Regions from separate parts of the Homo sapiens genome. Here region 2 is linked to region 1. A link is a loop called in an ENCODE intact Hi-C map of the cell type or tissue named here. Cell type or tissue: breast epithelium. All regions are shown on one strand. Links, peaks and the distances in the headings refer to the core of each region. The heading gives the core; the rest is flanking DNA.

Region 1 (8,852 bases), core at 257-8,256:
GCCTAACTGCTGGAAAAATGCAGCTTCATGCTAGAAGAATTAGGGACATGGCCCAGTCCATTCATCTTCCCTAATCGAGTTCTTGGGAAATACACACGTAGATTAGCCCCTAACAATGACCCCCGGCTGATTGCTTGGAGTACCCTCCACCGTGCCCACAATGGTACTGACTAGCTCTTTATGTCCTGCACAAAGGAAGCCCCAACTCCCCCTTGTCCTCCTCTGCCCTGTCTCCCCCACCCCCATCACCACCACCCCTGCCCTCGCCAGTGGCTGTTGAAGTCTTTTCTGCTTTTTTCCCCAGACTCTGAAACAAACAGTAAATAAAAGCTAACCTCACCTGGACTTATTAGGAGGAGCTGGGCAGTTCCAGAGGAATTAACTTTGGAAAACAAGGCCATAAACCCCTTAGCAGCGTGTGGGCAGGAGCTTAAGGAAACGCTGCCAATCTTTGTTTAGCGGTGATTATCGAGATCAATTTAATATTGGGGAAGTTTGCATAAAAAGCATTCTCGGTCAGAGGGGGAACAACAAATACCAATTAATTATCCCCACAGCTGCCCTCTGATCACCACCACCTCAGCACGTCAGCCACCTGGTCTATGTCACTGGCAGTCAGACCTTTTCGGGTGCCACCAGGCCATTTGTGGGCCCTGGAAAGGTGGAGGAGGGGCGGAGGAGGAGGCAAAACCTGGTCTGTCAGGGGACTTTCCAGAGGGTTTGTTAATTTGCCCTGGATGCCGGTACCCAAAGCCCACTCTCTATAGGCTCTGACTTTATTTCTTCTGGGAGCTAAACTGCTTCTACCTCCGCCTCTTAGATGCAGAATCCAGTCTCAGGGAAGGATTAAAGACAGACTGCAGGCTAAGATGGGCTTTGATTCTTTTCAAAAAGATCACACACTACAATAATAATTACAAATGAGCTGCAGGCAGAAAACACTGGACAAGGAGTCAGTGGCCTGAGTTCTAGTCCTGACCCTTCCACTTAATAGCTGTATCACTTTGAGCCTCAGTTTCCTCTTCTGTAAAATGGGGACCAATATGTCTGTCCTGCTCACCTCACAAGGTTGTGAAGATCAGATGACATGAAGAATGTGAGAAGATTCTGAAACCTACAAAGTGACATGTCGAGAGAATTGCTTGAGCCCAGGAGTTCCAGGCTGCAGTGAGCCACCATCATGCCACTGCACTCCAGCCTGGGCAACAGAGAGGGACCCTGTCTCTAAAATAAACAGACAAATAAATAATAAGTAAATAAAGTAATATGTGAACACTGTAAAGTGCTATTAACTTTCATTAATTTTAGCTTTTTTCTTAAAAGATAATTTCTGACTTGAATTAGTTCAATTTCTATCTCCTGCAGTCACATGCTTGCCCTTATTTTAGTTTGCCATTATATAGTTTTATTAAAAGTAGATATGCCCATCATGGGGAATTAACCATTGAATGATCCTTAAGAAATTGACTTGTCCTCCGCAAACATCCTTCTAACACCAATTTAAAGGTTGGGGATCTGAGGATGTGTGTTTTCCCTCTTCCTTTGTCTTGTCTTCCAGACTGGACGTTAAACTCCACCAGGCCAACGGCCCTGGCCTTTCCCAATTTGTTTGATGCCCACGACGTGGCCCTCGACGGTTGCCTTGCCCTCTAAAGGGACGCAGCAAACGCTTGTCTGAACGCAAGCGGGATAAAGAAGACACCCCTGCTGTGGAGATCAGAGCGCCTACTGAAAAGGAGATTTTAGGGATATTGTCCTCTAGGTCCTTGAGCTTTTATAGGAAAGCATTTTAATTCACGGTTCAGGCCACCAGTTCAGGGAAGGCCAAGCGCTCGCCTCGGGTCTCGCCTCAGATTTGAGGGGTGAGACGTTCACAGCGCCATTGTCCATCCGCGCTGCTGGAGGTGAAACACACTCACCCTATCCAATCATCTTTCCAAGTGGCCGATCAGTCACTGTGGGCCACGGAAGCCTCGAGGGGGTCCAAAGGAGAAAGAACTGCAAGCCAATTACTCCTGAACCCTCGGGGAGGCGAGAGGCCTCTTCCCCGGGAGAAGGTCCTTCCCCAGCCAGCTCTGGGCCATCTCCTTGGCCCGGAGTGTTGGAGGGAGGCGGGAGTGCGACACCGCTGCTCATCAGTAAAGGAGCCCGCCCTCCCCGCAGGACAAGGGGCGGGAGCGAGGAACTCCAGGTGGGTCTCCTGCGGGACCTGAGCCCGGCAGCACATCCGACTCGGGGCTCCCAGTCTCCTGCTGGGCGATCGGGCGCTAGAGGTCACCGGACTTGCGGACATAAATGGCCCTGGGGTGGGCGCTGCGGGGAAGGAGGGAGGCTGCCGGCGCTCAAGTCCGAGGGGACTGGGAGGAGTTACAACAGATATAGACGGACAAACTAAACGCGAGGTCCGGGACTTCGTACAACCCAGCCAAGAAAGGAGTGGGTCCCGAAAAGGGAGCCAGCGAGGGGAAATTCAAACTGCGACGAGTGCGGGGCTGGGAAGCCTTCGGCTGGGTCTCGGCGCTTCCAGGGGGCACAGGCCAGGGTGGCGGCCCCGCGGAGGTGAGCCAGAGGGGGCTAGAGGGGCGAGTCTGAAGCTGGGGAGGGGTGCGTCCAAGGAGGGAGGTGACCCCCAGGGGGTAGTCTGAAGTGAGAGGGTAAGCCCGAAGTAGAGGGAGACAAACGCAAGGGGAGAGATGAGCCCAAGGGCGTCGGCCCCACTGAGGCAGGACTAGGGGTGCGCCGCGACCAGGTTCCCGAGCCCATCAGGCATCCCGCCGCGGATCCCCGGAGTGTGTTTGTAAAGCTTAAAACGGATCAAGAGGTGGAAGGGGAATATTCCTAGTGCCGGCCCAGGGGTGGCCACTAGAGGACCCTGTGGCTGGGCCGGGTGAGGACACGCCCCTCTGTGGAGGGAGGGGCCGAGAGAAGGGGCTGGGTCCAGGGCGAGAGGGGAGGAGCCGAGGGCCAGTTGGCTCCCCGCCTTTAGCGCCGAGAGCCCCAGCTACCCCGAGCCCGAACTTCCGACTTCTGGGACTAAGGCGGCAGCGGGCTGAGCGCTCGGCCACCCCCAGCGTGCGCAGCCCGGGCGGGCTTCGCCCGCGGAGCTTGACCTAGGGTCGGGACCCGTCGGGTTGCACCGCCGCACTCGGGAAGACCCGGCTTCGAGCCTCTCCTCTCCGTCTCCAAAGCGCCCTCCCGCCTCCCGGCGCTCCCCATGCACCTGCCGGGCTGCGCGCCAGCCATGGCCGACGGGAGCTTCTCGCTTGCCGGCCACCTGCTCCGCAGCCCGGGCGGGAGCACCTCGCGACTTCACAGCATCGAGGCCATCCTGGGGTTTACCAAGGACGACGGGATCCTCGGCACCTTCCCGGCGGAGCGGGGCGCCCGGGGCGCGAAGGAGCGGGATAGGAGGCTGGGCGCGCGGCCCGCCTGCCCCAAGGCGCCCGAGGAAGGCTCCGAGCCCTCCCCGCCGCCAGCCCCGGCGCCCGCCCCCGAGTACGAAGGTGAGTGCGCACCCCTGGCTGTGCGAGGCCGTTCGGGCGCCCGAGCTTAGGAGTTGGCCAGACGAGAGCGCCCCTTCCTTAACTTTTATTAAGGCAACTGGGCGCGGGGTTGGGGACCGTCTATGGCGGGAGCTTCCAATTTGCATTCAGAGAAAGCTTAGGACCCATCGCCGCCCTCACCACGGACCTCCCCGGGCCATCTCGGAGCCCGCAGGCGGGCTGGCCAGTGCCCACAGCGAGGCGGGGTCGGCCCAAGGGTGTTTTGGGGAGTGCATCTGACCCTCCCGGGCCTCGTCGCCCCAGCCCCTCGACCCTACTGCCCCAAGGAGCCCGGGGAGGCACGGCCGAGCCCAGGGCTGCCCGTCGGGCCAGCCACCGGCGAAGCGAAACTGTCAGAGGAGGAACAGCCCAAGAAAAAGCATCGGCGGAACCGCACGACTTTCACCACGTACCAGCTGCATGAGCTGGAGCGCGCGTTCGAGAAGTCCCACTACCCGGACGTGTACAGCCGCGAGGAGCTGGCCGGCAAGGTCAACCTACCAGAGGTCCGGGTCCAGGTAAAGCGCCCAGGTTGAGGAACTGGGATCTGGGAGGGCCCGAGGCCCAAATTGCAGCCAATGCTTCTCGGAATTCACGGGTGTCCATGCATTTATTACTGTCCTTCCTCGACTTGGCATGCCCAGAGTCTCAAGGGAGAGGCACAGATCTTCGATGTTCCCTGTGCATCGCCCTTCAAGCAGTCTGTTCCAGTTTGTAGTACGAGCTCCCCTTTGGGGGTTTCCCTCTTCTAAACTCAAAATAGAAGATGGGAATGACTTGCAAGATGAAGAGGCCGACAGCTCATTAGACATAGCCAGGAAGGGGTTGGGGGTTGCTGAGTGGAAATGGAATGCAGGTAGTGATCGAGGGTGACAGGATTGGGGCCCCAAATGCCACCCTCGTCACTAGCTGCGAATACCGAGTTGGAAACGAAAACCCTGTTTCCTTGCGAAGGGCCTGGCACCTCGCAGTTGAAACTTCGGGTGGATTTATTTAAGAAACTGACTTTTCCTTTTCTGGTGCACATCCAACCAAACTTCTCGCTGCAAAGGCCTTTTCTTTTTATTGTAAAGGGGTTTTCGCTTTAATTAAAGCTGAATTATCTTTAATCCCTGATCATTAAAATATTTGAAAGCCTTAAATATTTGCTAGTCATCTGTGAAAAATCTGGGAGGATTTCCAAATTGGGAGAGTTTACAGAGGGCTGAAAGAGAGACATTGGGAACAAATTTCACTGCATCTGAAAGGCAGTGGAACTAAGATGGGATTTTTGTGTGTGTCTAATAAATTAGATTTCCAGGAAATGAGAACACTCAAGTGTTCGGAGCTTTTATCCATGTCTTAAAAGTAAAAGAGGACAAGCTGCTGCTTTTTCTTTTCTGCTTAGTTTAAGAGTTGAAAGTAATGAGTAAAAGTCATGGCTTAAAAAATATAATTCCCTAATGTGACTTGGGATTAACCAGCAAGGACAGTTCAATGTCTCCTAATTTGGGGCAGTAAAGCTGCAGTGATTTCACTGAAGGGGTGGAAATTTTATCACCTGCTTTCAAAAAAAGAAGGATGGGAGAGGGAATGAATACAAGAGAAAGAGTAGAGGCAAAGCCTTCCAGTACCCTACAGAATCCAAGCAAAGCAGACTCAGCTCCCTGGGCACTTGAGCCCACCTGCATCCTCCCTCATTACTTGTTCAGGAGTTTTGGCTTCTCCTCTAAGTTGTGAGATTCTTGAGAACAGTGTCTGTGACTTCTTTGTGACCACAGGGCCAGCACAGCACCCAGCATATGGCCATTCTTAACACATGACTATGATGTAATCAGATGGTAGAGATACTAGGCAGGATCTCCCACACCGAGGGCAGCAGTAGAGCATTGCAATAACCGACCTCAATCCTTCAGTCTATAACCTGGGACACTAGATCTGAAGGCTACAGCTGATGTGGTAGGGAATTGAGTGGGACAGACAGGGAAGCCGAGAAGGTGGTGGGACAGGAGCCCTCACCCAAATCAGTGTTTCTTTTCTCTACTGTTGGCAAGTATCTAATATTTAAGGGAGACTTGAGGCCTTAGATATGCAGATGAATCTTTTCTAGGATGGTACAGGGTACTTACACTTTTGTTGTTTCTCTTTTTCTCCCTAATTGCAGCCTCTCACACACTTGCCCTGCGGTGCTTGGGTGCTGGATTGCTGTTCTTTCAGCTCTCCTCGGGGGTCCCCTGCCCTTATTGACTGAAAACTACTTTCTCCCTTCTGAGGTTGCAACAATCTCCCCATTTCCCTTCATAAATATAGCACTAAAGCCACCAGTTTGGCTGAAATTCTTTTGTGTTCTCTACTAAACGGATTCTCTGTCTTGCCTGTGAAGGTGGAACTGGTAGTAAAAATGTAATTACACATATTCCAGCACTTTTATCAAATCAGTAATGAAGTTTCATTGGAAGAACCCGACGTTACTCTTGGCAAGGACTTCGTACAGATAAAGAAGAAGAAGCAAAAAACCTTGTCATTGAGCTAAGGTCTTAGGGTAATGTCAAAATTAACTTTGTAATGTAAAAGTAGATATAATAGACTGGAATGATTGTACTCCTTGAAAGTAATAACAAACAGCAGAAATAGTAAGCAGACATTAATTAAATAAAAATAAAAATATTAAAGCAGCAATTCAAATATGGTTGGGGCAAAATAAACCCCACTTGCTCCTATCTAGTTATCATAACCAGTAATCCGTGAAAAGAGCTGAATTTTAACGCCCATTCTTGCCAATTACTCTACTTAACAATATTTATTTATACCTGTATTTAGAGACAAAGGGTAGGTAAAGCAGAGAAAGTCTGAGACCAAAATACAGCAACTTAGATCTGTACCATACAGAGAACAAGCAAGTCTAAACTGTTAGGAGGGGCTGCCAACCAGAAGGTCACAGAAAATTGGTGAGATCTCGTTTCAAAGTTCTACGATTCGATTGCGGAGTTAAATTCACTTTTTTTTTCTGAGCTTCTGCTACGCACTAGGAGTTGGAAACAGATACAACCACAGCTATGGATAAACAGAGAAAAGGGTGGGACGCCACGGAGGACTAGGATGGGACAAAGAGACTCAGAAGAGGCGATAATGGAGAGAAGAGGCCAAAAAAAAAAAAAAAAGAGAGAGAGAGAGAGAGAGAAAGGGGATGGAAAAGAAAAGAGAACGCGGGGTGGGAGGAGTAGGAGTGGGTGGAAGGAAGGAAGATCCGGGCCTCTCTCGGCACATGCATAACAGTTGCGCCCCTAGTTTTATTTGAGGGGGACGGAGTGGAGCCCGCCGAGCTGAACCGGCTCAGGGTTGGGGACGCGGCCGCAGCCTCCGCTGCTGCCCGACGGCCCCTGTGCTCTCTCCTGCAGGTGTGGTTCCAGAACCGACGGGCTAAGTGGCGGCGGCAGGAGAAGCTGGAAGTGTCCTCCATGAAGCTGCAGGACTCGCCCCTCCTCTCCTTCAGCCGCTCCCCGCCCTCCGCGACGCTGTCGCCCCTCGGGGCGGGCCCGGGCAGCGGTGGCGGGCCGGCTGGGGGCGCGCTGCCGCTGGAGTCCTGGCTCGGGCCGCCGCTGCCGGGCGGGGGCGCCACGGCGCTGCAGAGCCTGCCGGGCTTCGGGCCGCCGGCGCAGAGCCTGCCTGCCAGCTACACGCCACCGCCGCCGCCTCCGCCCTTCCTGAACTCCCCGCCGTTGGGCCCCGGCCTGCAACCTCTCGCGCCGCCGCCGCCCTCCTACCCGTGCGGGCCCGGCTTCGGGGACAAGTTCCCGCTGGACGAGGCGGACCCGCGCAACAGCAGCATCGCGGCGCTGCGTCTGAAAGCCAAGGAGCACATCCAGGCCATCGGGAAGCCGTGGCAGGCCCTCTAGGGGCACTGGGGAACGTCTTGGGATCCGACCCCGGGCCGACCGCACCGTACCCGCATCCTCTCTCCCAGGGACAACCCCCCTCCCCAGCTCGGCCCCTCTTTCCCTGTCGCCTGCAGCCACCCGCCAAGCATAGTTCAGGGCCACGCGCCTGCTCCCGATGCACGGGGAGAAGGGCGACTTTCAGGCCTGAGGAGAGGCCCTCTGGCCGCCTCAACGCACTTCGCGGACCTCAGCCCTGCAGCTGGAGGGCAACAGGCTGCCGGGCCCCGCTGGCCACGCCGCTCCCATCACCGCAGGCGCTGGAGCCTCCAGGCCCAAACAGGCTGAAGCTCCTAAACTTGGCCATTCCCAGGAGGCTTGGAGACCCCCAGATAACCATAACAGGGAAGCAGGGGAGGCGGAAAAATAGAGTTTGAGAAACTTTTGTATAAGTAGTTTCAAACTATTTGAGAGGAGAATTAAAGACATGCTTGTTTTGTTTCGACTCTGTTTAAGCACGCTCAGGACTTGGGGAGAGGAGTGAATATTGGGGTACGGGAGGAGGGTGCGTTGACGGACAGGGTGGGTCAGGGAAAGAGGAGGACTGAGAAGAAGCTCAGGGTTTCCTTGTGAAAATTCTAGGGACACTTCGCTGCAGCAGAGAATCGTCCCCATTCCGAACGCTTCGGCGGCCTAGACCAGAGGCGCCCTTCCCTGGAGCCGGCGTGCGCGCTTGGGGTCCGGAGTGGATGGGGCTAAGGCTCAGATGCTAGCGCGCTCCCAGTTCCCCCGCTAGCCCCATAGTCCAGCGGCAGCTGATATTTTCAAGTTTGACTTCAATAGAAAGCGTCAAGACCACCTTCCCTAGGGCGAGAGCGAAGTGTCCCCCGGCCCCTGGCGTCCCCGCTCTCCTAAGGACTCCTCTCAGTTCACCAAGCAGATCTCCGGTTCGGTGCCAGTCCCTAACACCCAAGGTTGATCACCAGCGGTACAAGAACTGAGGCAAAGAGATGCTTTTCCTTTTCGGAGCCGCGAGACTCTCTAACCTCCCCAACTCGCTCCACACTCGCCAACCCAGAGTTCGGTAAAAGGCGCGTCTGGTGAGGTGCCGCGCTCGGAGAGTGTCCTGGAGCGCCCTACGCCACCGCCCCGAGAGCTAGTTCTTGCGGGCGTGCCCTGGACAGTATCTGCAGTTCTTTGGCGCCGGCTCTAGGGCGAGGAAGGAATCTCGAAATCTCAGCCCGCTTCACAATCTCCTGAGACTCTCTGAAGAAGGAGAGTCCCGGACTCCCGCCTGAGCGTGCTCGATATCCACCGTTGACACTGGAAGCTGGGCGACCGCCAGCAGAACCTGGATGCCCGCCAACAGGTCCTGGCACGGGGGGGGGGGGGGCGTCCACCCCACAACCCCCGTCCCTAAGCGTGCTTTCAGGATGATGCCCCCAGAGCCTTAATT
Region 2 (8,852 bases), core at 646-8,645, 410 kb before region 1:
CTAGGCCAGCATCATGTTTTCCGACAGTGACTGTAAGCAGAGTTTTAAAGAAGGCATGCCCCTCCAACATTGCTTGACTCTCCACATAATGCATTATAGATCTGTCATCATATAAGTATGTGACACTTCTTGAACAGTTAGTTTCCAGCTTGAAACACCTGTAGAGAATGGGGTGGTAGTGATGCCTACACACTTAATCCTCATTAAGCAAAATGTCGCATCTTTCTAGCTTTAAGGTATGATCCATGTGTGCCAAGAGCCAATGTGAAAGCTTGGATGAATATGTTGCCACCTTATTGGTTGTGGTAGAACTAGTTCATCTTACCATGACCTTGAGGACTTCAGAAACTGGGACCACATCCGTTCTAGACCTTTCCTTCTTGGCCACTCCTGTGGGACATTCTATTTGCCTCATCTGGAGTGAAGCTTCTCATCCTTGGCCCTCTGGGAATGACAGGGACGGATGTCAGCCCCGTGGGCTGTCCCACAGGAGGCTATGTAAACAGAACTGGTGGGAGATACAGGGGGGCTCTCAACAGGTAGCGTCTAATCCTGGGAGTTTGGTAGAGAGCAGGGATTGGCAAACTAGGGCCCATGGCTTGTTCTTGTACTACTAATAGTTTGAGTAGTTTTTGTCTTGAAAGCATTGCAAAAGAACACACAGAATCCCAATTTGGCCCCCAAAGTCCCAGATATTTACTGCCTAGCCCCTTACAAAAGAAAACTTGACTCCTGTAGATCCACTTTAATACAAACACCAGGATTGGGGCTTTCCATCTATAACACCTCATCCACATGTCTGAATTCTCAAGGTGACCTTGGGACGGTCACTTACTCATCTTCATCTTTGGGTCACTTACCTGTGTATCACCTTATTTATATTACAGTGTTTGGATTTCTTGGCCAAGCATCTTTAGTTGTCACTTGGTTTTCTGATCTCCAGGAATCATAGTTTTTGTTGAGCTGGAACTTCTTTCAAGTCATCATTCCTAAGTGATACTCGAAATGAGCATAATCTGCCAGTTTCTAAGAAGCTGACTTTATTGCAAGGAGTTGATTGAGCACTCACTTCCTGCTGCCTTTCTATGGCTTTCCATGACAAGCCTTCCTGTGCCAATAGAATAACCCTTGAGTGTTACCTTGGTTTGCTACCTTACCTCATTGATTTGCATATCAATTATCACACGCTTTGTAGGCTGAAAGCCACCTCTCCATACATTTCAACATGTTAGGGTTTGTTTTTTGTTTTTGTTTTTTGAGACATGGTCTCACTCTGTTGCCTAGACTGCAGTACAGTGGTGCAATCATATCTCACTGCAGCCTCAATCTCCCAGGCTGAAGCTATCCTCCTGCTTCATCCTCCTGAGTAGCTGGGACTACATGAGCCCACCACCATGCCTGACTAATTTAATTTTTTGTAGAGATGGATTCTTGCTACGTTGTCCAGGCTGGTCTTGAACTCCTCAGCCTCCTAAAGTGTTGGGATTATAGGCATGAGCCACCGCACCTAGCCGAAATGTTAGTTTTGAATTAGTATAGTAGAAAAATTTTTACATTCAAAGATCAAATGATAGCATATATTTGGAGGAATACCCATCGAGGGAAAAAAAGCCATTTTCATTGAAGGTATTCGGAATCAGTTATAACTTTATATTTTTCCATGTATGGCTAAAAATATATTATAACACTATACAGGTACCCTATGCAGAATATATCAGTGATTAAACTTAAGAATTTCTTTTTTTTCAAATGGAATCTCTGTTGCCCAAGCTGGAGGGCAGTGGTGCAATCTCAGCTCACTGCAACCTCCAACTCTGGGGTTCAAGGGATTCTCCTGCCTCAGCCTCTAGAGTAGCTGGGACTATAAGCATGTGCCACCACGCCCAGCTAATTTTTTTGTATTTTTAGTAGAGATGGGGTTTTGCCATGTTGGCCAGGCTGGTCTTGAGCTCCTCAGGTGATCCACCCATCTCGGCCTCCCAAAGTACTGGGATTACAGGTGTGAGCCACTTGAACCCAGCCTAAACTTATGAATTTTTGAACTTCCTTTTAACACCAGCTGTTTTGTTCCACAAAGCTCATGGAGACTCCTAAATAGTGATGGCTTTAACAATGACTGTGGAAAACAGTAGTGGAGAAGGAGAGAACAGTCTAAAAGAAATATTCTGAAGTGAGAGAAACAAAGTCTGATAATGGTATTTTGGCAAAGGAAGGGAAAAGTTAGGAAACTGGAATTCATCATTTGATGTAATAGGAAGGTAAAGGAATGATGTGGTGTAGAGAAAAAAACACAGGCACAGATCTGTTCAGAAATAGGATCCTACGGAGATGAAGTTGTGAAAAAATTTAACGTTATGTGGACGTTCATGACCTTTAACATGTCCATTTTAACTTAAGTAGGCTAAACTTAGAAAGGTGCATAGATAGACAAATGTAAGCTTTGTAACCCTCTTCTTTTGTCTAGCGCTATTTCCTCGAAGATTGGAGGGCATCTGTAAGCCAGCACAGACCACACTGTGGCTTTTTCTGTGACTGTGACCTCTTAGCTTTCATTTGGATTGCTCTTGATAATGTGTCCTTGCTTCATTTTGGAATTTTCCCACAAAGAAATGGCTCAATTTTTTTGTGGTGTGAAATTGCATGGTAGAGCTGAGGTGCCTTCCTGGGAACCCACTTAGACCACAGACTTGTTGAACCAACTGCAGGTTGTATGAGAGCAGACGATAATGCCCTTTAGAGGCAAGGTTGCCCCCAAACAAAAATGCACTGGAGTGTAGTTCTGGCCAAATCTGAATGATTAGAAAAACTTACAATGTAATATCAACAGGCTTTTATCTCTGAGAAAGTTTGAAGGGTTTTAAAAATTCTGTAAAATTGGTTTTGGTATTGTTGGTTTTCTGCAGATCACACTGGCCTAGTTGGGTGGACATAGGGAGGGAGATACTGTATATGATTGGCAACAACTTATATCTGAAACACAGCTGAAAAAGGAGGAAGTGGGGAAGGAAAGGGATGATGATAAAGGGAGCTTTGAATCCAAAATGGATATTACAAAGAAAACATCACAAAAAATAGGTATCACAAAAGGCTTTGAGGTGAGGAACCAAAGATGGATATACAAAAGCATCAAGTACTGTCTGATGAGTGCCTCAGATTGCCCTGTGTGTGAGGACTCACTGTCAGAAGCTGTTCTAGCTTGTCTTTATATATATGCAAGCTCTTACATAGTGTCAAGGTCACACGCAGGTGCATGGCAGGGCTGGGCTTCAAAGCCAGGCAGTCTGACTCTGGAGCCTGTGTTCTTCTCAACCACTGGGCTTTTGATGGCCTGACAATTGTGGTTACCTTGCTTTTCTGCCAACTGCAAATTGAAAAGAGGCACTTAAAGGAAGGGAGGACTGCTGGAAACAGTGACATTCATCCCAGTGGTTAAAAACAAAAGTTGGACAAGTCCTCAAAAGTAGTCACAAAAATCATTCCCACTGACCCCAAAAACCCAGCACACACTGATGCCACTTAATAAAGGGGACACATGGTCATACATACCTTGCTTTCCATGGATATCACTGTCCACAATGTCCTGAGTTATCCAATGAAATGAAATTCTGTTCATCATTGAAGAATAATGGAGATTAAGCTTTATCTAAAATAACAGGGATTAAGCTTTACTATGATGTTACATGTAACTTTCATTTCTGCAGAGCCTCTCTCCAGGATGGTGCCAAATTTGGGGAGATTAGAAACTATTCTGTTCACAGCAAGACATCACTGTTAAAAATGCAGGTGCCCAGGCTTCATCCCAGACCTACCCAATCACAATTTGCATTCTGACAAGGTCACTAGGTGCTTCCTATGCACATCAAGTGTTGAGAAGCACGGTCCTAATCGTCACTATATCACTATAACAACAGAATGTTCTGTTGTTTACTTCTTCCTGGCAAGGTGCTAGGCAGTGATTCTCAGCCTTGACTGCGCATAGAAATCATCCGAGGAGGTTTTTAAAATTCCCAGCATTCAGGCTGCTCCACATACCTTGGCTTGCCACCTTTCACACCAAAGTCATGCCAGAAACTCTGGAGGTGGTTGCCAGGCACCAGGAATTTCTAAAGCTCCTCATGTGATTCCAGTATGCTGAAAACCTCTGACTTAAACTTGAGGAGAAAGCATAAGGTTGTGAGCAGCCTGGTTCTTTGTCAGAAGCTGGGTAAATGGTCTTTGTTTATTCCATGGCCACTAAGCCAGGGTCTCTTGTGTCCTTTGCAATTGCTGCAGGTCCAGGTCCCTCAGTGGTCCCTTGGTGACAGTCACTGTGCCTGGTGTCTCCAATCCTTCATTTGTTAGACCCTTTCCATTCTGTGTGGGGTGGTTTGAGGGTGTCAGGGAAGTGATGGAGGGACTAATAGGAGAATGGATCAAGGATAGGACACTCCTCATGAGTTCTTGGTTTCTTAAGCTGAGCCATTCCAAATCTCAGGGTGCAAATTCCATCACTCTTTATTTTGTATTGTAGGCTCTCAGCTTGGTGTCTAAAGCTACTCAATGACCTTTGGTGCATTAAAAAAAATATATTTTGCTTTGTTGCTGCACTGCATGAATCTTCTCCCAAGATATAAACATGGCTCAGTATATTATAAATGAAAGCTTTTCAGTGTCAAGCTGTGTTTTTCTTTCCTTGTGAGTATCAAACACATTTTTTTTTACATGGTATGATGGGACATCTACATGCTGTCCAAGATTCTCCTCCCATCCCATCTGTACGCCTTTACTCTCCAGTCCTCCTGATAACTGAAAGAATTTCTCAACCCCTCACCCTCCACCCCAGAAAACAAAAGGCTTCTTACGGGCTTGAGTTAACTGTATGCATCACAACATAATGCTTTCTGTGGTTTGACCAGATAGTTATAACTCAAGCTCTGTATTTACTACATGACCTTAAACCAGGCAGTCTCCAAATATGTCTGTCTATAATGCATAGTTTGTATATGTAATTGTCTTTTTGAGTGTTACAACAGCAATTATGCTGACTAAATCATAGAAATGGAAATGATTATAAAGCAAGAAATAAAAGGAAATGCAACTGCATTTTGTGTATAGAGGTACCCCGAGGCTCTTAATGAAGAATCTCTGAATTTGAGGCTGGCAAAACACAAAGTGGTTCATAAGTGACCTGAGTTTAATACATTTCAGAGCTTGCTAGTTTGAGCGTGGCAACCTATTACTGAGGATATTATAGTAATGGAGAATTTTTTTTTTTGAGACAGAGTCCCACTCTATCACCCAGGCTGGAGTGCTGTGGCACGATCTTAGCTCACTGCAACCTCTGCCTCCCAGGTTCAAGCGATTCTTGTGCCTCAGCCTTCTGAGTAGCTGGCACTACAGGTGCTTGCCACCACGCCAGGCCAATTTTTGTATTTTTTGTAGAGACAGGGTTTCGCCATGTTGGCCAGGCTGGTCTTGAACTCCTGGCCTCAGGTGATCTGCTTGCCTTGGCCTCCCAAAGTGTAGGAAAGGAGATTTAATGATAAGGCATGAGAGGATCTGAGTGGACTCCTGACAGTTACTCAGCATCTCCACCACCCCCACTGCTTTGTGAGTCAATTTCCAGAAACCCTCAGTGTTTAGAAGCATATTTTCAGGCCATAAAATATAGGTAAATTATAATCAGCAGAGACCACATTAAGGTCAATGAAAAAGGGTGCTCTAGGCTGAAGACAACTGGCCCTGGGAGTTCTGGTGGTCCAGCTGCTACCCTGCTGTCCTAGGGAAGGGAGGGGTTTGAGGTCTTGGCACAGCCGGGACCATGTCTTGGTGGTCACTGATGTAGGGGGTGAGGTGGGAGCTCATGTGTACTGACTGGGATGCTCCAGCAGGGACACCCCAGCTTGCAGCCCTTGGCCATCTGGCTTTGTTTACTCAGGCGGCATCTCCAGGTCCTGCCTCTTCAGTGAATCCTTCCTTGGCTTGCTTTCTTTCCTTTCTTTTTCCTTTCTTTCCTCTCTTTTTTTGAGATGGAGTCTCACTCTGTCACCCAGGCTGGAGTACAGTGATGCAATCTTGGCTCACAGCAATCTCCACCTCCTGGGTTCAAGCAATTCTCCTGCCTCAGCCTCCTGAGTAGCTGGGATTACAGGCGTGCGCCACCACTCCTGGCTAATTTTTTTGTATTTTTAGTGGAAATGCAGTTTTGCCATGTTGGCCAGGCTGGTCTCAAACTCCTGACCTCAGGTGATCCGCCTGCCTCAGCCTCCCACAGTGCTGGGATTACAGGCGTGAGCCACCCCGCCTGGCCAACTGTCTTTTTAAAAAAAGAAAAATTCCCACTGTTCAGCCTTTTAAATGTATGACTTGTGTGATCTTAGGAGTTGTGTTCATTTGCTAGCACAGATTGACCCACTATTGGATTTTCCTAACACGTTTGACACATGCTCCTGTGTGTGTCATTGAGGTGATGTCTGCGTTTGTCTTGTGAAGCTCAGAGCACTAGGAGCATATCTAAATCCTTATGCCTTGAACAGGTGAGAGTTTCACTCACACTCTTTAGGGTTCTAATATTCAGGGGTTTGGATCCCAAAAGAAACTGCCTTCATGATGAGGGGAAAGCACTTTTATTCTTCTAGGAAAGTATATGAAAATATATATCACTTTTTCTACCATCCCAGCTGACCTACCCAAGGGAATGGAGATTGTTAGGTTTGGAAAAAAGAAGACAGAGGGATTATTTGATAATTTCTTTACAAAGGAAAGCTCCACTCTGTAGTTCCTACAGGGAAGGGGGGGCACAAGAAGAAAGAACTCTGTTTTGGACATTCTCTTTTTAAGACTTTATTTACCTTGTTTATGATCATGGCAATATTTACTCTGCGTGTTTTACACCATAGCAATGTGCAAGTTAGAACTGAGGGTCATCCAATTTCACCCTTTCAGGGTAAAGACGATCAAAGGGTTGGAGTTTACTTTTCCTAATCTTTCTATGCATATGCTAAGATATCCTTAGACCTACCACTTACAGAAATGGGTTTATTCTACAATTGCTTTTTTTCAGTTAATAGCTAAGGAATACTTACTCCTGGTTAAATAGGGTGCTAAGCCATTTTACAGCATGGTATTTCACAGCATGGCATTTAATTGTATGGAGGCATCATAATTCATCTGTTCACTGGAGAGTTCTCTAAGGAAATGTAGCAGATGCTAAAGGGGGGGGTCTCTGTTTCAGTATAGTCAGATTTTAATCTTGATATACTTGAAATTAGCATCTTAAGTTTTATCAAAATGAATCAGAAGATCTAATATAACCAGATAGCACGTGGTTCTGGAACTTGGGAGACATGGTCTCTTTTCTTAGATGGTGTCTTGCTCTGTCGCCAGGCTGGAGTGCAGTGGCATGATCTCAGCTCACTGCAACCTCCTCCGCCTCCTGGGTTCAAGCAATTCTCCTGCCTCAGCCTCCCCAGTAGCTGGGACTACAGGTGCATGCCACCACTCTCAGCTAATATTTGTATTTTTAGTAGAGACAGGGTTTCACCATGTTGGCCAGGATGGTCTCGATTTCTAGACCTCATGATCTGCCCACCTTGGCCTCCCAAAGTGCTGGGATTACAGGCATGAGCCAACGCGCCCGGTCTGGGAGACATGGTTTTTAATGACCTACCCTCTCCCTACCTTCCACTGCAGGGTCCTCCAGAAACCCTCTGGCTCTCGCCGAACCTCAGAGGAGGGGATGGGGCTTTGCTTGAGTTCCTTCCAGGTCTGACCGTCTGACAGGGACCACTCCCACCTTCACAGAGAGCAGAGTAAACAGAAGCGCATTTAGTTTACAGCCCAGGGGATTTGCTTAACACAAGGGTGATCATCTCGACTGAGGGAGACTCTGCAGTACTTATCTCTAATCAGCCTTACAAACATGATAGCCATCTTTGCACTGTGGATTTAATCTCTTGAATGGCTTTAATGGTTTCTTCCCCAATTATTAAAAAGGAAAAAGTCTTTTTACTCCCCAGGTCTATGCTTTAAAGTGGGCTGCTATCTGCTGCAAGCTCATGCTGGGTAAGTGCAGGAGCCCATCAAAGTGTTAAGGGCCCTGGCTGGCCACTGGCTGGCTCGCATTTCACTGCTTGCTTTGAACATGTGCTGTGCCATAGGATAGCAGAACACAGGGTGAAGTATCAGCTTCCTCGCTTCATGGAGAGCTGTAGTCCCACGGCACCCACTCCCTTCCTAAAAAGGAGAAATTGAGTTGCCTTTGGGCAGACTCCTGCTAATAAAGTGGGAAGAAAAGGGGACATCAGATCAGCTTTCTCATAAAATTTCTTACACATCTTTTATCTTAACATACTGGACTTAGTATGTTTCTTATATTTACTAAGGTTTCTATTACAGACTTATTTTTCAACACGTGTCTCCTTCTGAATGTACTTATTTTATGGACCAAAGAGCCTCTGCTCAGTGTCTCTAAGGGCCCTCGTAAAGACTTCATGTGCAAATTTGCTGGCTGTGGCCTTGCTGCCATTTTCATCGTTCTGCTGCTCCGGGTTCTGGTTCCATATTTGGCTCTGTTTAAAGATTCCGAGGGAAATGGTGACACAAGACAGCTATGCAACTTAGCTATATATGTTTAAAAAGATACCAAACAGCTTTCCTTTTTTTTTTTTTTTTTCTCAGCCAAATTACCTTCCTAAAAGGATGAGGCTTCTCTTGAATAACCCAGATAATTATCAGGTTTTTGTATTTATTAACATCCTTTCCATATTTAGGCAGTCTCAGCTTAATAAAAAGGTATCACTTGAGTTTAGCATGAGATCAACAGGCCGCTGGTTTGAAGTTTGATTCCTTCTTTCTCCTGCTTGCAAGTTAAT

What was found. Hi-C counts contacts between places; a loop is a spot of excess contacts. Peaks named below come from ENCODE experiments on the same cell type or tissue, not always from the same donor. Only the 100,000 strongest peaks of a DNase experiment are listed, where the experiment ranks them.
Region 2: it touches region 1 in a loop (14-fold over the local background); 2 of 110 quality-filtered maps call a loop at or near these places.

The regions. Positions count from the first base shown.
Region 1 is chr18:59,267,569-59,276,420 of GRCh38, reverse strand. It overlaps RAX (retina and anterior neural fold homeobox), which reads left to right and starts at 2,967. Exons shown (of 3, transcript NM_013435.3): 1 at 2,967-3,503; 2 at 3,807-4,060; 3 at 6,920-8,852. The coding sequence starts at 3,215. The coding sequence ends at 7,417. RefSeq lists silencers at 7,012-7,171, 7,137-7,347 and an enhancer at 7,132-7,642. In breast epithelium, for the core only: no CTCF peak of the experiment used is centred there; no DNase peak of the experiment used is centred there; H3K4me3 peaks cover 3,489 bases; H3K27me3 peaks cover 7,701 bases.
Region 2 is chr18:59,680,851-59,689,702 of GRCh38, reverse strand. All of the region lies in intron 2 of CCBE1 (collagen and calcium binding EGF domains 1), which reads left to right. Among named protein-coding and RNA genes, the nearest start is that of CCBE1, 12 kb to the left of the region's middle. In breast epithelium, for the core only: no CTCF peak of the experiment used is centred there; a DNase peak (open chromatin) is centred at 4,073.